Linked DNA regions of Homo sapiens: all the other regions are linked to region 4. A link is a contact called in ENCODE Hi-C or POLR2A ChIA-PET data. All regions are on one chromosome and are shown on one strand. Each heading gives the region's core, a stretch centred on a gene start or an enhancer-like site at or near the end of the contact. The rest is flanking DNA. Distances are from core to core; before and after follow the strand shown. Region 1 holds the start of CEP162 (centrosomal protein 162). Region 2 has its middle 34 kb from the start of LCA5. Region 3 holds the start of IRAK1BP1 (interleukin 1 receptor associated kinase 1 binding protein 1). Region 4 holds the start of TENT5A (terminal nucleotidyltransferase 5A).

Region 1 (6,199 bases), core at 79-2,578, 2.5 Mb after region 4:
GCTTTTAAAAATATAAACTTACCTCTTTCATAAACTGTTCAAACTCTTCATCTAGCTCTTCTTGGGAACAGTTAGCCATAGTCAACAATTTTGACCTCCCAAAGTAAACATTCTAAAGTACCTCAAACATTGGAAACACTAAATGACAAGAGACATAAACATCTTTTGAGGAAATCCATCAGATCATGAACACGACCAGACTTAAACTTCGGACATTTGTTATGATTCAGTATATATGCACAATTTTTTTTAACCAGTAAGAGCTGGTCAAGAGATTCCTAATTCATTAAGCAAACTGATTTGGAAAAGCAGCTTTGACAGGATGTCTTGTACTCAACGTTCAGAATTATGTTTTCATCTGTTAACATCCAATTGTTAAAGAGTGGTCTCTACAATATTTCCCAAACCTATGTTTGTGTGCATGTGTTAATTAGTACCTCTCAAACACAAACCAGGTCCTCACAGGGAATCTTAAAAACTGTAAGTTAGCAAATCCAAAGGACTGTTTCTTTCTTGCAAAGCACACGACAGTTTGTGCTGCCTTATCACTCGGCTCGTTATTTTACCAATCCATAGTAATAGTTTCGTAAAGCAGACTGCATAGTTTCGTAAAGCAGACTGTATCCAGATACGGGGATGTTTCAAAATATACACAAATAGAATTTAGTAAGAATTAGTAATTTAGTCAAAATACTTAAAGAATACTTAAAGTTAATGGAGTACACAAATCAGTACTATGTTTCTTTTGAAGCGAGGGAAGACCGACAAAAATTATGTGCTGAACACAAGCAGAATCCAGTGATTTGCAACGGAAAGCGTTCCCCTAGACACCTAATGAACCCAACCTTGGGTCGACCCCCAGCTCCTGAACTCCCTAGAGCAGCTCAAATCCCAGCTTTCTTCTGTAGAGATGGGGGAGGGGAAGAGGGCTTGCAGACCCGGACAATACCCTCCCCATCGTGCAGAGTAACACCTCTTCCCCTCATTTGCACTTTCGATCAGTTCAGGGTAAGTGCGGTTAAGGTCTTGGCCTGAATAGCTTGGTCAGGGGTGAGCTCCACTAAAAGCTTCTCAAGCCTGGCTGCGACCCCGTCCCCAGAAGCGCGGGTTCGGGAATTGGAGGGAAGACAAAGACGCATTTGCCGTGGGCTCCGGGCGGAGAAGGGGAATGACCTGGAAAATTAAAGCCCTTCGCTCGAGTATGAAGCACGGCCTCGACCAGGGCGATTTGGGTGGGAAACCAGCGTTCACACCTTACCACCTACCTCTGCCTCTGAATTCCGCGCTTTCCCGGAAGGTCTGTGCGGGTCCACCAGTTGTCAGGGTAACAGACTTCAGCTGCCGGGTTCTGGAGTCACATGACCCGGGCTGGTCACGTGGGCCGTGGGTTTCCCAATGCCTTTACAAGCGAAGGTCGGAATAACCACGGCTGAGAAAGACACTCTAGTGGCTAAACCTTCGCTGCTGCAGTAAAATGCCTTTCCTTCCCTGGCTTTCTCTACGTTCCTTAGAAAAGGGGACAGCGGCAAACCGGTTACTGGAGAAGCGAGACGGAGGCTTCCAGCAGGCTTGGAGGGCGCGGTGGTTGTAGGCCAGCCCGTGGCTTTCTGGGAAATGTAGTTTAGCTCCCCTGGTCCTTGTGTTTCCGCACTCCGCATCGTCGCCTCCCGCCTTCCCCACACTTGTCATTCGAGCGCTCTGTTTTTCCAAGGGGCAATTTTGAAGAGATTGAATTTCTTGGATTTCTTTGGCCTGCAAAGACCTGTGTAGGCATTGTGAGAGAAACACAAACCTGTGAGGAAAAAAACTGTCGTTTAGATGGGGACTCTGTTCCACCACCTAGTGGGCAAGAAATCGAAAATACGCAAACAGCAAGATTCTTATTAAGTTATTGCTCCTCCCGCTACCCCTACTTTTCAAAACTGCATTCTTTACTGGCATTTCACAATTACTGACTTGGATTTTGTTTTCTATTTCTTTTCTTTTTTTCAAAGCATGCAACATTAGCTGGAGTTTCAGAGGACAACATTTAGCATAGTGTAAGTAAAATCTACAACAGCTGCAGGTTTTGCTGATGGTAGACTTAGTTCAGGACCTCATCTTTAGCTAGAACTGTTTATTCATCAAGTCTTTCTTGCAATACAAATATGTACAAACCAGGAGCTGTGGACTATGATGCAAATATGAATAATAAAAGAAATATCTTAAGCTACCATTTATTGAGAAGTTGACTTCCTGCCACCTTCTATCAAAGACTTACCTTCCCACATATGATCTAGAGCCTTTACCCATTCTTCTTCTCACTGATCTTGTTCCACTGGTCATTTCCCTTAATCCTGTATCTTCGACTTCTGGCTGGCTGTGGGATTTTTCCTAACAGCATTTGAACATGCCTTGAGATCCCCACCTAAAACATCACTTCTGACACATTCTCTTCATGCTATTATTTCCCAGTGGTTGAAATGATCTGTCTCCTCACCTTACTTGCCAATCTTTTCTGAGGAATTATTTCCACTTTACCTCCCTTTTGTCAGACCTTTTAATCCTGTCTCTGTGTGTGTAAGTGTACATATATGACAGCGCTTTATTTGATCTCCCAATACTATTTGATACACTTGTCTCCTCTCTTTCTTGGTTTTTCTTTCACATTTATAGCCTCCCCTCAAGGGTTTTCACTGTCTCTGTCTATCCTAGCTGACCTCTAAATGTTAGAATTTCTTTTCTTTTCTTCTTTTTCTTTTTTTCTTTTCTTTCTTTCTTTTTTTTTAATTTCTATTTTTTTGAGACGGAGTCTTGCTCTGTCACCCAGGCTGGAGTACAATAGTGCGATCTCGGCTCACTGCAACCTCCACCTCCTGGGTTCAACTGATTCTCCTGCCTCAGCCTCCCGAGTAACTGGGATTACAGGTGCCCACCACCACACCTGGCTAATTTTGTGTTTTTAGTAGAGACAGAGTTTCACCATGTTAGTCAGGCTAGTCTTGAACTCCTGATCTGCCCACCTTGGCCTCCCAAAGTGTTGGGATTACAGGTGTGAGCCACCGCGCCTGGCCAATGTTAGAATTTCTTAGGGCTTATTTCTGGACTCTTATTCTGTCACACTTCATGGTACTTCCATACACCTACTCATTCAAGACAGAAATCTGGGAGTTCCCTCTCTCCCATATTTTATTCGTCAAGACTTGTTGGTGCTACCTCCAAAATGTGTCTCTATTCTGTTCATTTTACATCTTAATTACTAATGATAGAGGCATCTTTTCCTCTTGTCTGAGCTGCTTCATTAGCCTTCTAACAAGTTTCTCTATTTCTACTCCTATCCTCGTCTAACCCATTGTCTACACAATAGAAAATGTGATAATTTGAAAATGTAAATCAGGTTACTCCATTGCTGAAAATCCTACAATGATTTCTCTCTGTATTTGTACTAAAATCCAAATATCTACAAGGACTTGCATGGTATGGTCGGCACTATTCTCTTCTACAGCCTCCTCTCACCCCCACTCACCAAGGCATGCAGAATTATTTGCAGCTCTGGTACAGAGTTCAGTCCTATTGAGGTTAGAATTGGAGCTTTGGTATAAGGAGTGGAAGATGAATGTTACTGTGTCTAAAGAGTGAATAATCATTTTGTCTCTATGCGTAAACCTACAAAACTTATGCTTATAGGATCCAAGAGTTTGTTATGCTGAATTGTGGAAGGGATGTCACTAAATTTTTGGTACTGAATTGAATTGTTATACATTTTTCAAAATAATAGTCATTAAAAGAATGATTAATATTTTTTGAGAGTTTACACTGTGCTGTATACTATTGTATTCATTTTTATAAAATGAATTGACCTCATGACCCATAATTTAAAACACCATTTAATACTAGCTCTCATCATAAATATATATCTAAAATGTCAATGAAATGGCTACTTTAGTAGTTAAATCACTCTGGGTAGCATCAAAGTTTCCTACTTTTAGATTCTCCATAATTGTTACAGGTTTCTCAATCATTATGTGTTTCTTTTTGTGTTTCCTAGAATGATATGAAATTTGATTTATATTTGGTGTTTATCCAGCTCTCTAGTGAGGTTCTAGAGGGGGAGACTGTACCTCAAGCCTTATATTGCCTTTTCTCGTAGCAAACAGTACAGTGTGAGAACTCGGTCAACACTGACAGTATAGTTGTAGCCAAGACCTGCAACGGTAATGGGGTGTAAACTTAGCACATTGTGGGAGTGGATTAAGGAGAAGAACTGAATCAGATACAGTTACATAATAGTTCCAGTTGCTTGCTTCTTTACCTCTAATTTTCAGAAGTGGGTATTCTCTTCACTTATGTGGATAATGAGGAAGACACTGAAGGAATCGTATCATTCTAGTCATAAGAAAATTAATGGTTTTTTTGTTATTGCCATCGTTATTTTGTTTGTCAAAGTCATTGTTGACTTCTGCTCATTTGTCCACATCTGACTGCTTTTGACTACTTAAAATTTTTCTTAATTGTTTTGTATATGAAATGTAGTAGTCAAAGTTTAAGCTATTGTTATAAGTTGTTCCCAAGAAAAAGAATAATAATTCATAGTAGAATATTGAGAAATTGTACAGTCATATTTACAAGTATTTAAATGTTTCTAAAATACAGGCAGATGCTCTTTCCCTAGGGTATGCAGAGCTGCCCATTTACAATTATATCATGAACTCATGGATGGTGATTTAGGTCATGAAATTGTTTTTAAAATAATTCTTTAATAATCCAGTAAATGGCCACTGAGGATGTCAGCAATTTGGCTATGCTTCTAAATAATACAGTTATCAACATGGTTTTATAATTATTATGGAAATGTAAAAACACAAAAATTGACGAATCAAGGAAAAACTCAGCCTATGAAGACCCTGTGAGGAGGAAAAGACAAACTAAAGACTAGGATGAAATATTTGCAAACCACATATCTGACAAAGGGCTGCTATCTAGAACATATAAAGAACACTAGCAAAATAGCAAAAGCAAAATACACAATTAGAAAATGGACAAAAGACACGAGTGGACATTTCACCAAAGGGGACATGAGAAAGGTATATGAAAATGGTGAATAAGCACATGAAAAGATGCTCAGCATCACCAAGATATTCCACATCATTAGGGAAATGCAAATTAGAACCACAATGAACTATCAACTGGGTGAGTGTAGATATGAAGAGGTAGCATAGGAAATCTTTGTAGTGATGGAATTGTTCTGTATCCTGATACAGTAGCAGTTATAACAAGCTACATGTTGATAAGATTGCATACAAATGCACACACACACCACACATATACAAGTGAGTGCATATAAAATTGGTGAAATCTAAATGACGCCTGTCCCATTTTCCCCAACTTTCTGTCAATCCGTTACTAGATAGAATAAGATCATAGGTTATATATATATGTTTCAGAATCCTTTCTTCTAGGAAAATCTTGTGAGAAGCACAATGTATAAAACAAAGCAGAGTTGCAATGGTTGGGAGGCAGGTGAAGGATGGTTTTGAGCTCTCTTTCTATGCTTTTTTATTGGTCTTGAAGGGACCTCCCTTGAGCTCCAGAGTGCTGTCTAAAACTGATATTTTAGATTATAATTCCGTAACCCAGATAATCACAAAATTTCTACATCTATTAATATATAATCAATGTAATACATACATGAATTCCCCAGCAAGTTAGAGAAATAAGTATAAATATGTGTTTTACGCATATATACAAAATTGTGATTTTTAGCACATCTAAAATATGGATTAAGCTCATCTGATTATTGACAAATTATTAGACTGGGTCTATGTGATAATGTTAGTCTAAAATTAAGTTTTTTTGTATTCACATACCTTAGATGATGGGGAGGTGATTGGATATAAGAAGAAAATATTAGAATTTATTTTCAATTTATTTTTATCTCAAACTTAATAAATTAAAGTTTGACTAATATTGCGGACTAATTGCTATAAATATATTAATTTATAAATAAATATTCATAAAGTGAGTGTGTTTGCCTCCAAATAGTTTTACTGACAGGGCTATATGGAACATTACTGATTTACTGAATGGAACTCTTAGAACACAGAATTACTTTATTAAAATATGTCGATAAGGTAGAAATTTGAAGTTGTGCTTATTATTTCTTAAGCTAAATGTTTTGGATTACAAATATCACTATTTTGTTGTATTAAGAAACCTAATG
Region 2 (6,937 bases), core at 1,705-4,204, 2.2 Mb before region 4:
CCAATGAAACAAAAGCAGGAACCTCAGTGACAGGCCTTTACATATGTGAAAGAAGACTGGGCTGCAATTTTAGAGAGGTGTAGAAGAAACGGACAATTTAATAAACAGTGCCTGGAAAATTCATTTTCCACAAGGACCCATGTCATAACCAAAAAATAAATTTCTGGCAGGAATTTACTTATACTTTTTAAAACTTCCTGAAGAAAATAGATTATTTTTGCAAATGTATGTTACAAAAAGATTTAAAAAAGAGGCAGAATCTGCAAAGTAAAAGAGATAAATACAACTATCAAAATTAAAACTTCTGTTTATTGAAAGACACCATAAAAATGTGAAAAGACAAAAGACAAGCCATAGACTAGGAGAACACTTTTCTAACACATGTTAATTAGAATAAAATATTAGTATTCTCTATATTTTTATAACTCCAGTAAAGACACAGAAACCAATAGGAAATGGGCAGCGACTATGGATATCCATTTCACAGAAGAGGAAAAACCAATGACTAGTAACATAAAAAGATGTCCAACCTCATTCATACTTAGAAAAAAGCTGAAATATCATTTTGTACCCAAAACATTGGCAAAAATTTTAAAGCTGACAAATCAGCTTGCTTGTGAAGGTTAGGGACAACAGGAACTGCTAATACTGCTAATGAGGGGTTAAATGGTCCAACCCCCTTTGAGAATAATTTGATTATATTTAGTAAACCTGAAGATGCGCACACCTAACACCCAGCAATTCCACATGTAGGTATACACCCCAGACTATAGAAACTCTCACATATGTGCAAAAGGACACAGGTACTAAAATATTTATTGCAGCACTGTTTTTAACAGTAAAAAATTGGAACCAACATAAAGGACCATTGACAGGAGACTGGAGAAATAAACTGTGGTATATTTATACAATGAAATATTTAAAATATAGCAGTGAAAATGAATAGACTATAGCTTCATGTGTCCACGTGAATGACTCTCTCAGACATAATGCTGATGAAAATGAAAGTGACAGAATATATAGATTGCAGTTTCATGTATATGAAATTCAAAAACATGCAAAACCCAACAAACATATTATTCAGGAATACATACATTTTTATAACTACAACAAAAAAAATTGGAGGAATGATAACCCATAGCTCAAGATAATGATTACCTAGGAAGCAAGGATGGGAGTAAGTTGAGAGGAGTGATGATGCTAGGTGGGTACACAGGAGACTTCAAAAATATGTTAAGAGTCTTCATTCTTTTCTTGTTTTTTACTCTTTTTAAACTAACTTTTTAATTTTCTGTAGTAGGAATTTTATTGTGGTAAGAGTTTTCATTCTTAAGCTCAGTGGTAGGTGGGAGCAGGCTTATTTTATTTTTCTTATCTATATTGTACATACTTATTTTATATTCTTAGTATGTATGAAATAATTAAAAATGAATTTTTTTGTTACTATGCATAATATGTGTCAATGGAAAGAGTCAAACTGTAGAATATTGGAAGAGATTTATTCTAAGCCAAATATGAGTAAGCATGGCCTGTGACACAGCCCAAGAGATTCTGAGAACATGTGCCCAAGGTGGTCCAGCTACAGCTTGGTTTTATGCATTTTAGGGAGAATTAAGACATCAATCAATACATGTACGATGTACATTGTAAGATGTACGATATACATTGGTTCTGTCCAGAAAGGTGGGACAAATTGAAGCTTGGGGTGGATAGTTCAAGGTCATAAGTCAATTCAAAGAATTTCTGATTGGCAATTGGTTGAAAGAGTTATTACCTAAAGACCTGGAATGAATAGAAGGGAGTGTCTGGGTTAAGATATGCAGTTGTGGAGAACAAGGTTCTTATTCTTATCCAGGTAGCAGGCTTCAGAGAGAATAGATTGTAAATGTTTCTTATCAGACTTAAAAAGGTGCCAGACTCTTAGTTAATTCTCTCCTGGGTCAGGAAAAAGACCTGGTAAGGGAAAGAGATTCTCCCAAGAGACAGCTTTGCAAGGGCATTTCAAAGAAATATATTTTGGGGTAAAATACTTTGATTTCTTTCAGGGCCTGCTATCGGTTATGTTAAGAGTCTGTTTTGTTAGTCTTAAGGTCTCTGTGTTAATGTTAATGCTGGTCAATTGTGCCTGAATTCCAAAGGCGGAAGGGTAAAATGAGGCATGTCCAACGTTCCCATCCTGTCTTGGCCTGAACTTTTTCAGGCCAACAACTTTTTTCAGGTTAACTTTGGAATGCCCTTGGGTCAGGGGGGTGCTTAGAATTTTATTTTTGGTTTACATATGTATTAAGCTAAATAACCTTCTTCTGGTTTGTATCCTAATTCTAAAGTGGGTTTCTTTGCCTAACTTGTCCGAATGCATACCTACAGTAGTCTCTTTAATCACAGTGTCTGCTTGGTTCCAATTACTGTCTGTAAAGGGAATTCTGTCTTTATACCTGTATCTTCCTTTGTAGAGAATTTACACCCAAACTGTATAGAGTAAGACTGTCAATGGGAACACGCAGAAAGGATAGTTTTGCTGAAATTGAGGGCTGAGATTACGGATAAATTGAGAGATTTCTACTTTGCTTTGTGCTGAGTAGCAATGGTTTTCATGTCTACAATTTTTAAATAACATTAAAAATAATCCATTTCCCCTTCCTTTTTCACAACTCTCCCCACACTAAATATCTTTAAGAACATATGGTAGTTACAAGGAAAAGCCAAGTGAATATCTGAAACATTAATGTGCCATGCTGCTATCATTACAAGAATAAAGAAAACTGGGAATCCAGAAATCTCCTAACACAACAACTGTTGCCTGCCAATTCTTATATCAAATAAAAATCATCATCTAGGGCAAGGATGGTTGCACGGTGACTAAGCAGGCAGATGGCAGGTGTGAGGCAAAACACTCTGGAGTGCTAGCTCAAATCATTTTGCATTACTCACTGCTGGAAAGATAGGGAATCAAAAAACAAATTGCACATTGGACTAGGAGTAAAATACTGAAAACTCAACTCACAGAAATATAAAAGGTAAAGAAGACAACCACAATTGTAAATGTCATGTTGTAACTTCTAAAGCAAATTCTTTAGGTCTGCCCTGTGATCTTTCTCTGCCTCCATCTGATTTAAGCCTCCTCTATCTGTCCTTGTGATTCACAAGAAGGTAATTGTTTCTCCACTTTACCAACCCTGCCAGAACTGGGACCACCTGTTTCAAAAGTAACCTGGCTGCATTCCTGAAGGCAATGTTCCAAGGCTAGAGATAAGATGTTAACCACCTCCTTGCCTGGCAAGAACCCATGGTGGTTCACTGCCTTAGCAGTGGGTCAGTTCCTGGGAGTGAGCAAATCTAATTTTCATATATTAGATTCAGGGAAAAAAACAAAAACTCAAGCACTCTGTTTTATTTGCATAACTGCTTTACATATTGCTATCATAAAGGAGATTAGCTTTAACGAATATGAATGTAATTATAGAAAAGGGCCCTAGGTGGAGCCTCAGTACTGGTGGCAACAAATGGAAGAACAAATTGAAAATACATCGAAGCCCTCCAAAAATTACATAATTGCATTTTATAGAACTAACCTGTTTGTTGTTATTGTTGTTTCTCCAGCATAGGAAACAGCTGGATATAAAAAAGATGCTTTGTTAGTTAAGAATAAACCTTAAAAGAGCTTTGTTCTGTAATCAAGAATGAAAGCGCATTAATGCTGGTATTCTGTCTCTGATGGAGTTTCTACAAGGCAGTGTGTATGGTAGAGAACTGTCCCTAACCTTAGCACATTCTCCTGAATGAACGTCTCTCCTTTCTCCTTATAAGGACATTGCCACTTGTTTATCTATTTACACATAGTAAAACCATCTTACATTGTAAAAGAAATAATCAGGATTATTTTTAAGATGACTTGCTTTTATTAGATTATAAACACAGAACCTGTAAGAAGTCAAAATCACTTTTTTCTGGTTTTGTTTTGTTCTGCTTTGCTTTGTTTGTCACCACTGACAAATAACCTAGACAGACTTACTAGGTTTTTTTCCCAGCTTTATTGAGGTATAATTGGCAAATAGAAATTGTATATATTCAAGGTGTACAACATGATGATTGGATATACATGCACACTGTAAAATGATTACCACAGCCAAATTAATTAACATATCCATCACCCAACCTAAGAAATTAAACACTGCAAAAACTTAAAATCTATTGGTAACACCCTTTGATCACAGCCAAGTCCCTTTACCTTCATGGCATAGTTAATTTGGTGTTTATGATTTAAGTATATGTATAAAATTGTACTATATACATATATATCATTAAATAAAACATAATGTATCAATACTTCTAAACTTATATACTTGGTTACATACTATATGTGTGTTCTGCAATTTCTTATTTTCTCAGCATTATGTTTGTGAGGTTTACCCATAATGATCTAAGAAGCTCTATTCATTTTTTAAAAAATAAACTCTTTTTTTGGAATAATTTTAGACTTTCAGAAAAGTTGCAGAATACAGAGAATTTCCATACACCATTCCCCCAACCTCTTCTAATTTTAATATCCTACACAACAATGGTACATTTGTCCATACTAAGAAATTCACATTGGTATGTTTTAATTACCTAAACCACAAACTTTATTTGGATATCACCAGTTTTTCCACTAGTGTCCTTTTTCTGTTCCAGAGTTCAATCCAGAATACCACATTGCATTTAGTATTAACTCATTTTTTCTGCTGTATGATTACACTACAATTTATTTCCTCATTATGTTGATAGATGTTTAGATTTCATTAATGTACCTGATGATATCGTTGTATACACATATGATATCTTCGTGCACGTAATATGTAAAGCATGCTCTTCAAAGTAGTAATATCAATTTATTTACAGTCTCACAAATATATTAAATTTCCCACTGCTCCAAATTCTTTCCAACTCTTGGTATCATGAGATTACATTTCTACCAATTTTATGGGTATAAAATGGCATCTATTTTTATTTTATTTTATTTTATTTTATTTATTTATTTATTTTGAGACATAGTCTCACTCTGTCGCCCAGGCTGGAGTGCAGTGGCGTGATCTCAGCTCACTGCAAGCTCTGCTTGCCGGGTTCACGCCATTCTCCTGCCTCAGGCTCCCGAGGAGCTGGGAGTACAGGCGCCCGCCACCACGCCCGGCTAATTTTTTGTATTTTCAGCAGAGATGGGGTTTCACTGTGTTAGCCAGGATGGTCTCGATCTCCTGACCTCGTGATCCGCCCGCCTTGGCCTCCAAAAGTGCTGGGATTACAGGCGTGAGCCACTGCGCCTGGCCTATTTTTATTTACAATTATTCTATTACTAGTGAGATTGAGCATTTTCATGTGTGTTCATGTTAATTGCTATTTGATTTTTTGGTAGGGATTTGTAGACATTTTATATATATGTACACATACTCTATGCTAAATATTTGTTGCCAATATGCATTGCAAATGTCTTCTCTAGTTAGTGGTTTGTCTTCTCTCACTTTTTAAAATGGTGTCTTTAGATGCACAGACATTTTAAATGTTAATGTGGTCTAATTGATTCATAATCTTTTCCTTAAAGGTTTCATTTTCTATTTATTGATATCAAAATCTTTCCCAACTCTGAAAGCACAAAAATATTCTTCTATACTTTATTCCAAAAGTTTGAAGATTTTACTTTGTATATGTTGGTCTTTACTTGAGGCAGATTTTGTACATCATGTGAGGTAGAAATCCAATTTTATTTTTCCCTCTGTATAGATACCCATCATCTCAGCAGTATTTATTAAATGGTTTATCTTTCCCTACTGATCTGCAATGCCACTGATGTTAAATCTCAAGTTTCCATACGGGCCTGGATCTGTTTCTGGATTCTTTGTTCCTTCCACTGTTCTCTTTTCCCTATTCTTTTGCTAATACCACACTATTGTAATTATAATATTTTTATTATTAAGTCTTAATATCAGGATGAGGTCCCACTTTGTAGTTTTTCTTCAAGAGTGACCTGGTTATTTTTGCCCTATGTTCTCTCATTTCTTTGGAAGGATTCTAATGACTCCTTCTTTGTTAAAGTCCACAAAACAAAACAAAAACTTGGTGGAATCTGGAATTGTGATGAATTTGAAGGAAAATTGATATCTTTATGTTCCGAGTATTTGTATCCACATACATGATATATTAGTAGGTCTCTTTTAAAGTATCAATAAAGGCTTATAAATTTTTCTTAAAGTCTGCACAACTATTGGTAAATTTTTGATACCTTATTTTTGTTTTTAAATGTTACTTTAAAAATTATATTGTATAACTATTGCTGATGTAGAGGAATGCAATTGATTTTCATACATTTAAACTTGCTGAATGTATTACTATGTTTAACAATTTGTCATTAGTTTCTTTTGGGTTTTCTCTGTGGAAATTAATTTTTTGCAAATAACACAGTTTCAATTCTTCATTTGCACCCTTTGTATGTTTTATTTGTGTATTTCCTCTTGAATTCTCTAATTACTAGGTACAAGATTCTATGTGTGTCTGTTTGGGTCAGCTATTGCTGTTGTTGAGTAGGAAAAATAATTTTTCTCCTGAGCCCCTTATAGTTCTTAGCTAGAACACCGCTAACAAAAAGCAGATTAAGAGGAGAAAAACAAGTTTATTCATGCTTGCAGAGCACATCATGTGGGAGAATCCTGCCTGAAAAGTAATTCAAAGCAGTTATTTAGAACTCTGACTTAAATTATTAACAGCATCTTCAACAAAGAACAATAAATTTGTGGAGAAATGACAGGACAAAGGAAAGTGGTTTTAGCCTTCCACAGGTGGGAAACTGTGGGAAGGGAATATATGGGGAGAAACTAATGGAATGAGGTTTGTTTGCAGATTCTCTGGTGCCTTCTCTCCAGAAATCAATTCATCAATGAGTTGCTAAGTTATCTCCAGTAAAGGAGAA
Region 3 (6,423 bases), core at 2,007-4,506, 2.9 Mb before region 4:
CTTGGAAAGTATCATTTTCTCTTTCTCTCTCTTTCTCCCCACCCCATCTCTACACTTTTTCTATTTCTCTAATAGAAAAATGGCCAATCTATATCTCCCAAGGTTTTACATAAATATATATATGAGTGTATGTCACAGCCCTGTCACCTAAGAGACTAAATTTTTAAAATTTGGTGTAAATATAGATTCTCATGTGAAAAATTCCAACGGGTTCAACTGGAATTAGGTACCTATTCTTAGTACAATCAACTTGGTAGAGTCACCTTATTCAAAACAGTTGCTAGGGGCTCAGCCTTGACTCTGAGAGAGAACTGGGCTACTATGAGCTGAACAAATAGCTCTATGCTCTTCATTCATTCTCCCAATCATTCCAGCTGAAAACTTCATAAGTCAGTTTAGGCTTATCCTTCTCTTTCATATACTATTAATTTATAGTTCTGTCACAAAGAATTAATTCATTCTTCTTTCAAAATCCAGTATTATCTATTCCTTCTCCATTCTCACGGGCTTTGTTATTTGCCAAAATGATAGTTCAAAAACAGACATTACACTGTAGTTAAATTTGCATTTCTTAAACTACTGGTGAGGATAAACTATTTTTTTTTTCATCCTATAGACTACTAACATTTCTGCTTTCTTGGTCTGTATTGTGGACTTGTGTTCCCCAAAATTCGTATGTTGGAGTGCTCTTCAATGTGACTGTGTTTGGAACAGGGCTTTTAAGAAGGTAATTAAGGTTAAATGGAAGTCACAAAGGTGAGGCTCTATGAAGAGACATCGGGGTAATGTGCACAGAGGCAAGGCTATGTGAGGATGCTGCAAGAAAGTAGCCGTCTGCAAGCCAACCAGAAAGGCCTTGGGGGAAACCAAAACTGCTGACACCTTAATCTTGGACTTCTAGGCCCCAGAACTGTGAGAAAATAAATTTGTGCTGTTTAAGCTCCAAAGTCTTTGAAGCCGAAAGACTTTTGTTATGGCAATAGCAATCTAATACAGTTTGCCTCAGTGTTCATTATTTTTCTTTTGACACGTTTGTTTCTTCTAGCAACAGTTCTCTAAGCATTAAGACTCTTAGCCCTTTATACATAATAAACATTAACAAACATTTTTCCCCATTTATTTGCCCCCCCACCTTTGTTTTTATTTTGCTTTATATAACTGATTTTTTTTAGTATAGTCCAATTTTTCAAACTTTTCCTTCATGGTTGCTGCACATGAAATTATGATTAAGGCCAGCCTTCCCATCCCCCAGAATATTTATATTTACATATAGGTTCTTCCAATTATTTTTCTTTTTGGTCTCATCTGAATTATTTTCAATGTATGATATAAGATACAAATTCTTTAAAAATATAGCTTACAATGGGCCAGGCACCGTGGCTCATGCCTGTAATCCCAGCACTTCGGGAGGCCGAGGTGGACGGATCACGAGGTCAGGAGATCGAGACCATCCTGGCTAACACGGTGAAACCCCATCTCTACTAAAAATACAAAAAAATTAGCCGGGCGTGGTGGCGGGCACATGTAGTCCCAGCTACTCGGGAGCTGAGGCAGGAGAATGGCGTGAACCCGGGAGGCGGAGCTTGCAGTGAGCCCAGATCGCACCACTGCACTCCAGCCAGAATGACAGAGCGAGACTCCGCCTCAAAAAAAAAAAAATATATATATATATAAAATATACTATAGCTATATAGCTATAGTATATTATATATATAGCTTACAATTATCCCTGTACCATGTAATCATTTTCCACTGATATGAAATCTTTTATCGTATACTAAATACTTACACTTTAACTCCTGTTGCTTTTTGTTTATGACATTCACTCATTCAATAATTTATTTTGGAGGCTATATTCTTCCGCATTTATCGTAAGGGAAAAAGAATTTTTCACCAAGTTTAAGAAACATTATTTTGGGTGTCTTAAATAATAAAAGACTATGACGGAAAGTTCTTAACGTTAGTTTTTAAATTAAAATTGTTTTCAGCTAACAATAAACAAGATGGATATACACAAAATTATGTTAATCTAGTGATGAGCCTAATTAAAGGAGGGGGGTACCATTGATTTAGTTGAATTATACTAATCGAAAAGAACAGAAAAAACGATGGTGAAGAAACTACAAGAGGACTGTCAGCTTTTCAGGGTCCTTTTAAAAGAACAGTTCTTGTCCTTCTAGAACTAGTTATTCAAAATTCTTTTTTCCCCCCTCGATTCTCTTGATAAAATTCAGATAGTAAAGACGTATAAGTCAGTGGGGCTATTTTTACAAAGATCATTGCTTAGTGCTAGGAAGAGAATCCAGAAGACGGGAAGTTGAGGGTTGTGTTCTAAAAGTTCTCTGAAGAAAAGGGTACAGAGAAGCTCCAAGTTGTGCAGGCCCAGCAAACTCCATGTTGGACGTGCTTTGCTACCACCTAAATCTCTTCTGTCGGAATTCAAGGCCCGAACCATTCCAGGGATTTTAGAAAAAAATGGGGAGACACAAAAATGATGCCAAAGCCATAGCTATCATTACAAACATCCATTATGTTCACTCTGCTTTCCATATGCAACGCACTCTACATACAATGGGCGCCTTATAAGCACATAGCAAATGTGAAAAATATTATCAACATTGCTTTGATAATATTAATATATTATATATATTAGAATATATTATATATTAGAATATATTATATATATTAGAATATATTATATATTACTAATATAAAAAATATTATCAACCCTGCTTTAGAGAAGATGATACTGAGATATGAAGAATCATAAACTGTCCAAGATCACAGGGGCAAAAAGTTCACCTCAACTGAAACCTCTCACGAACCACAAAAATGTGGCCGAGGGAGCCTCAAAAAGCAGTACCCCAAGCGGGGACGGTAAAGTCAGAAAAGACAAGGCTGGGGGTAATCACAGAGAAATCTAAAAACCCGCTCGGCCTCGCTACTCTTCTCCTTCCTCTGAGGTGCAGAGGCGCGGTGGGACGACAAGGAGTTGCGAGAAAGGGCAGAGCTCACTGAGGAGGCAACAGAGAAAGTCCGCTAACAATTTTTGAAGGCCGTAAGTTAAACATGTTAAAAACTGTAGCTACTCACTCAGCCGACATCTAGTAAAAAAGATGCGGCAAGATCAACAAGGCATATAGCTTGCGCCCGCCAGAAGTTCCGCGGCCTCCACACCCATCCCGGCATACTTTGCGCCGTGCACAGGCAAGCCCTGGTGCGCATTGGCCCCTTCGGCCGCCGTCGGCCGGTAGTTACTATGGAAACCCAGCTGCCATCGCTATGTCTCTGCAAAAGACCCCTCCGACCCGAGTGTTCGTGGAACTGGTTCCCTGGGCTGACCGGAGCCGGGAGAACAACCTGGCCTCAGGGAGAGAGACGCTACCGGGCTTACGCCACCCCCTCTCCTCAACACAAGCCCAAACTGCTACCCGCGAGGTGCAAGTAAGCGGCACCTCAGAAGTGTCTGCGGGCCCTGACCGGGCGCAGGTGGTGGTGCGAGTGAGCAGCACCAAGGAGGCGGCAGCCGAGGCCAAAAAGAGCGTTTGTCGCCGTCTAGATTACATCACGCAGAGCCTCCAGCAGCAGGGCGTGCAGGTGAGATCTCCGCGGGGGAGGAAATAAGAGCCGGAAGACACAAAAGGGTTGGCAGATGGTCGGGCCCCACAGGCCCCCCTAGCGGGAAGGGAGATGTGGAGGGTCTGGAGCGTTTAGGACGCGTTTGTTGCAAAGGTACTCCGGGACGCCAGGACCTGGCAGAGTGAATATTTGACCCATTCTTCTCCTAGACGAAGGTAATTATTGGCCTCAGGCAAATTAAAAATAAAAGAATGCAAATTGGGTAGGTTTTTATCTGGGGATATTTGCTTCAGTGATTTTGTTTTTAAATTTAAAGTGATGAAATGTTAAAACTTGAAATGTTAGTTGTAAATACTTGCCCACGTGGAGTGCTGGACACTAAATATTTTGTTTTGTTTTGTTTTTATTCCGCACCATGGAATTGGCAAGTGAAGAGCACGACCTGCTTCCTTCCGATCATGTAAAACTTTGCATGGAATGGTTCTTGAGTATGTTCCGCAAACAGTAACGTTGGGAAGTGGGGAAGAAGTTGCGTCCATTTTCATTTTATAATGATTTTCATTTTATAGTGATTCCCCCAAAATTTCTTCGGCCTTCTTAGGTTTAACTTAAAAGAAAAAATCAAGCCAGTATTGTGGATACCACATATACGAAATACTTCTACTTACTTAACGGAGATGTCCATGAGACAAATCACTAAACAAATCTTACCTTAAGCCTACTCCTAAGGCAAGAAAAAAAATGAAGCCATCATTTAATCCACACAATAGCACTGTTAGGCATGTTTTAATATCCCTGTTTTCCAAATTTAAAGAGGTTAAACAATGCTCTGAACTTTAGGTAGAGCAATATTTGAACTCATGTATTCCTGAAACCAGAATGTAAGTTGCTTCCAATTCTGCCGATAATTAGAATGAAAGAAAATTAGAAATCATAGGGATCAACGATTTCAGTTTTCTCATTTTATAGAGTAGGACCCCAAAGGCCAGAGATGTAACTTATCCAGGATGACATTGAGTTGGTAAAAGTGCAGGCATTGTTACTTCCAGTCTATTGCAAGAAATTCCATACCCCGAAAAAGCAAGTCCTTATTTTTAACAAGAAAAGATATTTGAATTGCATTTATAATACAAACATACAAGTTATTACAAAGTCATTTGGACAAGATTTCTTCAAATGATTTTACAATTTAGAAAAATACAGATAATTATAAATAATGTGAGTAAAGTGGGTTTAATATGTAGAAAAATAGTTTTAAAAAACTGCTACTAGTGCTGTAGTCGTTTGAATAATGTTAACAAGTTTTTAAGTTATTTACATAAAATAAAAAGAGCTCACAGGTCTCTAATATATAAAACAACATAAGCTGGGCATGGTGGCTCATGCCTGTAATGCCAACACTTTGGGAGGCCAAGGCAGGTGGATCACTTGAGGCCAGGAGTTCGAGACCAGCCTGGCCAACATGGCAAAACCCAATCTCTAGTAAAAATACAAAAATTAGGTGGGCATGGTGGCACAGTCCTGTAATCCCAGCTACTAGGGTGACTGAGGCAGGAAAATCTCTTGAATCCGGGAGGCGAAGGTTTCAGTGAGCCGAGATGGTGCCACTGCACTCCAGCTTGGGTGACAGAGACTCTGTCTCAAATAAGTAGTAAGTAAATAAATTAACTAAGTCCAACTTAGAGTAATCAAGATTCAGTGTTCAAGGCAAGACATAAGAAAGACAGTAACCTCCCAATTATCTCTGCTAATGGATGAAAGCAGTCAGGTAGATAATTTGTTCAGGAGATAATACAAAATATCATTTATATTTTCAGAATGAATTATGGGTCTTCACAAAGTCTGTATTCATTTTAAACTTTAGAATTCTGAGCTGTAAGATTTATAAACATCACTTCCCTGCTTAAAGGGCTCCTCATAATCCAAACTCCTTTGCTTAAAAGATGGAGCCTGAGCCGGGCGTGGTGGCTCACGCCTGTAATCCCATCACTTTGGGAGGCCGAGGAGGGCAGATCACCTGAGGTGAGGAGTTCAAGACCAGCCTGACCAACATGGTGAAATCTCGTCTCTACTAAAAATACCAAAATTAGCCAAGCATGGTGGTGCATGCCTGTAATCCCAGTTACTTGTGAGGCTGAGGCAGGAGAATTGCTTGAACCCAGGAGGCGGAGGTTGCAGTCAGCTGAGTTCGTGCCATTGCACTCCAGCCTGGGCAACAAGAGTGAAACTCCGTCCCAAAAAAAAAAAAAAAAAAAAAAAAAAAAAAAGATGGAGCCTGACTATCCTCATCTCCTATCATATCTTCCTCCCCTCTATTGTATTTTTCTTTAAGAATTAGCCCAAGTCTGAGCTATGGAAGTGAGACACTGTCTCAAAAAAAAAAAGAAAAGAAAAGAATCAGCCCAAATTCACCTTCTTGGCATTCCTTTCCTAATATAACACTAATCCCTGCCATGCAACACTTCACTCCCTATACTTGTAATAAAAACTTATCCTGTATCATAATTCTTAATTTACTTGTTTCTCCTCCATATTCTAAACTTCTCCAGAGCCAAGACCATTTGTTCTTTTTTTGCCTGTATGAGTTATGGTCCATACACTTCACATAATGTGTACTCAGAAAATGCCTTCTGAATGAATAATAGAAAAAAAATGAAACAATAAGTGAACAAATTATTCAGCTATGGTATAGATCATAGATTTATGAACTTGTGTGAAGGTATAATCCTTACTTCTAGCGTGGTTTTCATTGAAAAGTGTTTTAAAGTTCTAAGCAATATTTACTCATTCAACCAACAAACATTAAGCCTTTCTTTTCATTGTTCATTTTTGTTTTTGGTTTTT
Region 4 (6,947 bases), core at 743-3,242:
ATAGTTTGAGGCTTTTGGCAGACGTAGCACAGTAGTAAGAGGTTTTGTTGTCATGTCTGACTTTTTAAGTGTTACTTTTTGAAAACGGTCTAATAGGCACAATATTCACACAGTATCCAAACAACATTCAAAAGACTCGGAAGGGCATTCAGCGGTAGGTTAGTCAGCCTCTCGCCCTTGTTCCAAGCCACCCAATTCCTCTCCGCCTGCGGCAATCAATGTTATCAGTATCTTGTGTGTCCCTCCAGGGGCACCCTGCAGTTACAATCAAATATAAACTAAATTATGACATTCCAGGAGCCTGCCTCCTCAGACAATTTTAACTAATCATATAAAACCCGTCTTGAACTAAAGTGGAGGGTGGGGAGGGGGTGCCACTATACCCTTAACATATGAACCAGCACGAAGAACCACCAGATAGACCTTTAACACGTAGTCAGCTGAATGCCGCTGTGAAATCTATTCACCTTTTCCAGTACAATAAAAAACTCATTGACTCACTTCTGCTTCAGGCTGTTATTTTCCCAAAGGCTAGACTCAAATATAATGACTCAAAAATTATTTACATCATTTCATTCTGCCAAGTATCAGAATCTACTCTGGACAAGACTCCAACAGGGAAAGCCAAGAGTTAAAACATAAGGAGAAAGAAGAGAAGAGAGGGCAGAGGAGGACCTGGGAGAAGAGTTGTAGCGCCAAAGCATCAAGTAAACTGAAACACTCAACACCGTCCACGCACGTCAGTTTACTGGTTTAAAAAATCAAAAATCAAAGAAATAACGCGCGCCCAAACTCGTGATGGCCACAGATTCATGGCATTTAACCGATGCCCCTCTGCCCGCTCCCCGTCACACCCGGCCCAGACTGGGTCAGGACCCAAGTGCATCTCGGGTGGTGTTACCTTGAGCGTGAGTGGTGTGATCTTCTCTTTGTTCACCCCCTCGGGTAAGAAGTCCAACAGGCAGTCCAGCACGACGTCCTTCACAGTCTGAAACTCCCCTTCCCCGCGCAGGTCGGCGCAGAAGATGAGGTCCAGGTCCTTGTAGCCCAGGCCGCTGTCCTGGTGCAGGACATGGCTGGCTGCCGAGCCGTTGAGGCGCACGTCGCGGACGCCAATGCGCTTCTCGGCCAGGCGCCGCCGCACCACCTTCACGATCAGGCTCGGCTGCAGCTCGAGCGTGGGGAAGTTGCCGCGCCCGTGAATCGGAATGGTCTCGCTCAGGATGCCGTCCAGCCGCTGCACTTGCTCCCAGTTCAGCACATTGCAGTGCGCCGTAGGGCTTTCGCAATAGTCCAAGCAATGCCCACCGAAGCTGCCGCCACCGCCGAAGTCGCCGCCGCCGAAGTCGCCGCCGCCGAAGTCGCCGCCGCCGAAGTCGCCGCCTAGGGGGATGTAGGGGCTGCAGGCCAGCTCGTCCTCAGACATGGCGAAGTACCCTTCACCCTCCGCCATGTAGTGCCCGCCGAGCGCCACTTGGCCCTGGTCAGTCCTAAAAAGAAAGGGAAAGGAGCGCGGTGAGGACGCGCGGCGGCGGAGAGCACGCGCGGCGGCGGAGAGCAGAGGCCCGCCAGGAAAAGAGCGCCCCCTCCCCCGATAGTTCCCTGACCCCGGGCCTCCTCGGAGACTCCCTCCCCCGGCCCTTACAGTCCCCAGCCGCGCACCGCGCCCCGCAGAGCAGCCCCGCACCAAAAGTATCTCTGATGCATCTGGAAAGCGCAAGCGAGAGTCCCGTCTGTGTCACCTGGAGGCGGCCGCCCCTTCTAGGAGCGCAGCGAGCGAGAGCGAAACCGAGAGGCGGCAACACTTCCAGGAGCTGCGAGCGCGCTCAGACAGCAAATAGCGACTTCGTCTTTCCCAGACCCCTGCCGCCTGCGCTCACCACTCCCTCCCCGCGACCCCTCCTGCGCCGCTGCCACCCCAGCTGCGGTGGTCCCGAACTGGCGGCTCTTGCTGCCACACACGCTCGTGTCTCTGGAGCTTTAGCAGTTGTGCGGGGAAAATGTCTTCAGTACTTTTTTTATACCGGGCTTCTCTGCGCTTCCGGGGCCCAGAGCGGCACGTTCGCCACACCCTCCTCATCTGCATAGGGCGCCGCCCCCTCTGCCCTCCCCCGCCCGCAGGGCACGCAGCTGACTAGCCCAGCAGTTAGTGCGGGACGACTGCCGGTGAGCGTGAGGTCCTGGGCTGTATGTGCGGATACTGTGTGCGCCCGTAGATGCGTGTATTTATACATACATTTAATTTATGTACGCCCCCTCCCACAAATCTCTTTTCATTTTCCCCAGGAGGAGACACTTTAAATGCCCCAGGAATCATAAGTGGTCATCAAAACCAGATCACGACTAAAATCCTGCAACTGCAGAAACTTCCCAAAATTCTCGCGGACTCAGCCCGTCTTTAGATCATCACGGTTGGGCTCCGGAGGTTCCTCACGACCGCTCTTTTAAACCTCGGTTTTTAGGTAGACCATTTACTCCATTGATAAACCCGATCCAAGTGTGGACTCATGAGTCCACTCTTGCACGCAAATCAGTCACGGCGCGTGAGTGGGAAGGGCTTGTTGATAACTGGGTTTCGATTCTCGAAACCTCGGGAAGCGCGCCGGGGAGCTCTGGGCGAGCCCGAGAAGGCGCGGGGGCGGCACCACGGGCCTCGGGCGTGCGCGGCTCCTGCGCACGAGTGGCTCCAAGGGGCCAGTACTTCGCGGGGGTCAGGGCGCGTCACGGAGCAGACGCGGGCGAGCAGCCAATGGCCGAGGACTGGGCGGGCCGAGTGGGCGCAGAGAGCGCGCCCGGGGAGTGCGTGCTGCCCCGGAGTCCAGGGAAAGGGCCGCTAGGTGTCCGGTGCCTTTGCTGCGAGTTCTCTGACAAAATTGGAGGCGGCGAAGCGCGTTCCTCGCGGCCCCCTAAAGTTTGGCCATTTTAAGTGCATCATAGTGTCAGTGGAATACGATTTGGTTTTCCACGAGACGTAAAAGTAGGAGTTTCAAGAATAAAATGAATTCTCTCCTCCAGCTTCGGTGACTTCGGCAGAGCTAATTCTACGCACGCTCACTCGCGCCACCACCACTCTTTGCTAGAAAGCTGTGGCCGTCTCTTCGGCAGCTCGCTGCCTCCATCAACTAACCCGGAGCAGCTTTCCCAGCGCCTAGACGCTGCCGGGGGCTGAGGTGGGGCAGAGGGGAGAATGCCAGGGTCACAGAATACTCCCCAAACCCTGCTCAGCCCTGCCCGCCCAGACTGGGAGGAAAAACAGCCCGCACCTCCTAACTGGGGGAGCCCCGGCCTAGTCACTCAAGCTGCGCGGCTCGGGGGTGAGGGGTAGGGTGCGGGGGTGTCACCCGTGGAGCATCCAGCTGCGTGACAACGCCGCCCCCTCCCGGTGCCCTGCCGAGCTGCGTCCCAAAATGGAGAAATCCGACTGTCTCTGTGGCAGAGGCCATCCCCTCAGCGCTGCGCCTAAGCACTGAGGTGCGCCTGGGGACTCTAGGACAACTACCCTGTCCGCATAGGGCCATCGCTTCCTTCAGAGCACACCCATGTGTTCCTCTGACCAGCCATCGGCGCATGAATCTATCTTAACCAGGCATTTTATACATATATATACATATGCATATTCTTGTGTGAGCATGTGTATAGAGAGAGCATTTAGTGACCTGTTACGTGCCAGGCAACAGGCTAAGTGCTGAAGATTTAAGAATGACATTTCACGTAATCTAGAGGGCATAGCACCTAGGTGCATAATTATGGTTCAGTTGCATATGTATTATGAGAGAAGTATATTCTGACGCAATCGCGTGGCGGGCTAACTACATAGGAAACGGAGAGACACCCGAGAAGGTGTCATTTGGACTGGATCTTGAAAGAATGGATGTTCTTTCAGTAGTCGGGGAAAGAGGAGAAGAGCGTTATCTACAAAGGGAAGCGTATGGAGTTGGAGAATGTTTGAGGAAGGATATGTACACTCCCGTGATTAATAAATGAGATTGGTAGTGCCTTGAGATAAGGTTTATGAGTACCAGGAACTTATTGAACACGTCTGGGCTATAACCTGTTTAGCTCCTTAACATAATACCTAATTTAATCTTCAAGAAGAAGGTATTTCCATCTCCTAGGGATCTAGAAACAGAGGAATCCAAGAAGTTAAGAAACATTCCCAAGTTCCACAACTAATAAGTTGTGGGGTCAGGCCTTTAACCCAACCCATTTGGCTGTGAATGCTGTTTAGTGGTCATTACGGGGTAACGAGTGGTCTGTAGCTTATCAGTACCTTCTTATTGGAAAACAAGACAAGCACAAATAGGAAGAAGGAACGATGGGGAGGGGAGGGAAGGGGAGGGGGAAAAGAAGAAAAGGAAATGGAGGAAGGGAGGGGAAGGGAAGGGAAAAAGAAAAGAAAAGGGGGGGAAGAGAAGAGTAAAGAAGAAAAGAGAAGAGAAAAGAAAAAGAAAAGAAAAAAGACCTGTTAAAAATGTTTCTTTCAAAGACCGGTATGAATTCTGCCCCTTCTTAAAACAAAGCCAAAGTAATAGATCGTATATTAGACACGCTGTACTTTAAAAACCAAGGGTGTGTGCATGTGTGTGTGTTTAGCTCTACTACAATTATTTTGTACTTTATTTTTACCCTTGCTCCAAAAACTGAAAATAAAGAAGACTCTTAGAGCTGATGGACACCTGCCTATGCATACCCAGGATTTCGTTCTGTAGCACCAAAGGAATCTGCATTTTGGCAAGCTGTCATGGTGATCCTGACACAAGGGCCCAGCCACACTTTGCGCTGCACTGAGAACAGCCACCATAGTCCAGTTCTCTAAGTGGGGACCCTCCCCCAAGCAAAGGCTGATCCCATGGCCATTCCCAGAAATGGAGGGCACAACTGAGAGGTGGAAGCACAGCATGAAGCTGGACTTGCAGGGCCCGCTTACGTGCTATATGCTGTGCTGGGGAGAAGAAGATAATCCCAGCAGCAGTGTGCCAAGACCGCCTCTCCCCCAAGCATCCAATGCTTTGTGGCTGACACTTCCTTAAACCTTTAACAAAACATTCCCCCTTTCCCAACCATAATCCAGACCCTACTGCCTCCTGCATTGGGACATCTGGGATATCTTACTTTTGGCAATGCCTTTGTGGGCAATTTAATCTTTGACTGGATTAATATGTGCCTGATACATAGTGACCAATCATTACATACTGTTGAATGAAAGCATATGTTGTTCACTGTCCCACTTTTTCCTGTCTTCAAACTGAAATAATATTTACATTCTAGGAAAAAATATCCATCCTTAAATAAAATTGCATATTCTGCTATTGAAACCATAATTTTTTTCTAGATAACCAAAATAATTATGAAATGAGAACGCCTATACTTTCCAAATACATTCACAACTAAGATATTTCTCAACACAGTTACTCTTAGATTAAATTTAGATGCAAAGTTGCTAAATTTTTCCCCCAGGCTTTAGCTTCTGAACCTATTTGATAAATTATTTACTTTCTCCCACTTAAAAGGAAAAAAAAAAACACCTGTGGCAATATGAAGCTCTTAGTTGATAAAGTTAAGACCACCACAAAACTGAAATACGGACAGCCTAAATTTAAACTGCTTTCTAAGCGAGCAGAAAAAAAGTCCTTATCCTGAAAGTTTTAAAGGAAAGCTTTGCATAGAATTTTGAGAAAGAAACACTTATAATTAGTTCATCTTATTTTTAAAGTTACAGTAACAATCAATCTGGACTTAGCAAAATAAGATGTTCAGCTTCGGCCTTAATGATAGTTATTATTATTGAGTTTGTTATTATATCCCAGAAACTCTGCTAAATATTTTATATACATTATTTTTTCTAAACTTTCTCTAAAAACCAGAGCTGTACACATTATATCTCCATAGGAAAGATAGGGCATAAGAAGGTTAAGTAACTTAGAGAAATCACAGAGCCTTGGTTCAGACCCATGCACGTCAGTTCCTTACATTCTGTGACTTGGCTTGTCCCCAGTCTTGTCATATTCCTCCTAGACTTAAACTTGAGCTGGAACTGCACTCTGATTCTTCTTTCTTTCCAAGTTCTGGACATTCAGGTTGGGCATAACTTTGGAGACCAAGTGATTTTATCCTGAAACAACTGCTGAGGGCCAGAATGCACAATGACCTGACAAAGCAGATGGCCACTTCTTCCCCAGCAGCCACGAATGACCTCTGTGGCAGCAGAGAGCTAGCAAGCCAGCACCTTATGGAGAATTTGCAACAAACACCAGACACACTGAAACACAATGGGGTGTTTGAAGACTGCCCCATGTTCAATTAGTGGTACTTTCCCCTTCTTGCCCTGCTTCCTACCTTCTCAAAAATGGTTTCAGAAGATGGGAAGCCACCAAATATGAAATTATTCATTCAAGTTCATACCCAGAAGGAGAGATAGAAGAAAAAAGCACCCACCAGCCCCCACCCCGCCGCCACACACAAAACCTGCCATTAAGCCTGCTACTTCCCTCTCTCATAGCATTCTAGCCAGTCTCCCCCAACATTCCTGTCCTGCTTTTGGTCTTTCCACACCAGCCCTCTCCACTGTCTCTCTTGATTTTCCACCTTCTACCACTTCTGCTCTTGGAACCTTTCTACAAAAAGTGGCATGTACTTCTAGAAGCACCCTGCAATGCAGGCAGAGCAGTGGTAGTGTGAAGAATTTGAGTACTCCCCCACCCTTGTCTGTCCCCCACCTATTTGCTGCCTTTGTGGTGCAAATCCTAGTAATTCCAGAGACCACTGGGGTATTGCATGCTTTTCCAAGCATGCACACACATATGCCTTCTTTGCAGAGTAAACTGAACATCTCTCTGCTGTCCAGTTAGTGTTTGTAGAAAAGCAACTGATCAAAGTGCTTCATGTAAAAATTAAAACTCACTTGGGAAAATAAATTACCTGTTTTCACAGGGAAATGGTGCTTGTGA

The links. A loop is a pair of places that touch in the nucleus more often than their neighbours do. ChIA-PET counts read pairs that join two places held with the same protein, here RNA polymerase II (POLR2A). Pooled maps may share reads with other maps.
Region 1: a map of CD8-positive, alpha-beta T cell shows a loop between it and region 4 (12-fold over the local background). The contact joins the promoter of CEP162 here to the promoter of TENT5A in region 4. A Hi-C loop is called at or near these places in 2 of 168 maps with a recorded cell type or tissue (CD4-positive, alpha-beta memory T cell and CD8-positive, alpha-beta T cell) and 10 of 50 pooled maps.
Region 2: a map of naive thymus-derived CD4-positive, alpha-beta T cell shows a loop between it and region 4 (5-fold over the local background). The contact joins the enhancer-like site here to the promoter of TENT5A in region 4. A Hi-C loop is called at or near these places in 1 of 168 maps with a recorded cell type or tissue (naive thymus-derived CD4-positive, alpha-beta T cell) and 5 of 50 pooled maps. POLR2A ChIA-PET finds 5 or more read pairs at or near these places in 1 of 52 experiments (activated CD4-positive, alpha-beta T cell).
Region 3: a loop to region 4 is called in a map of B cell, with 25 times the contacts of the local background. The contact joins the promoter of IRAK1BP1 here to the promoter of TENT5A in region 4. A Hi-C loop is called at or near these places in 3 of 168 maps with a recorded cell type or tissue (B cell and naive thymus-derived CD4-positive, alpha-beta T cell) and 13 of 50 pooled maps.

The regions. Positions count from the first base shown.
Region 1 is chr6:84,226,315-84,232,513 of GRCh38, forward strand. CEP162 (centrosomal protein 162) reads right to left here and starts at 1,329. Exons shown (of 27, transcript NM_014895.4): 1 at 1,266-1,329; 2 at 23-138. The coding sequence starts at 79. RefSeq lists enhancers at 742-1,242, 1,243-1,743, 1,645-1,804.
Region 2 is chr6:79,567,462-79,574,398 of GRCh38, forward strand. It overlaps a transcript of SH3BGRL2 not described here. Among named protein-coding and RNA genes, the nearest start is that of LCA5, 34 kb to the left of the region's middle. Within about 2 kb of position 2,955, at least 9 of the 41 ENCODE cell types and tissues checked have a DNase peak (open chromatin) inside an H3K27ac peak, as active enhancers do.
Region 3 is chr6:78,864,295-78,870,717 of GRCh38, forward strand. It overlaps IRAK1BP1 (interleukin 1 receptor associated kinase 1 binding protein 1), which reads left to right and starts at 3,257. Exons shown (of 4, transcript NM_001010844.4): 1 at 3,257-3,597. The coding sequence starts at 3,283. It overlaps LOC107986613 (a long non-coding RNA gene), which reads right to left and starts at 3,196. Exons shown (of 2, transcript XR_001744210.2): 1 at 3,094-3,196. RefSeq lists enhancers at 3,152-3,261, 3,292-3,611, 3,444-4,044.
Region 4 is chr6:81,750,689-81,757,635 of GRCh38, forward strand. It overlaps TENT5A (terminal nucleotidyltransferase 5A), which reads right to left and starts at 1,993. Exons shown (of 3, transcript NM_017633.3): 1 at 1,743-1,993; 2 at 902-1,490. The coding sequence starts at 1,453. RefSeq lists enhancers at 1,654-2,154, 3,015-3,064 and a silencer at 2,065-2,194.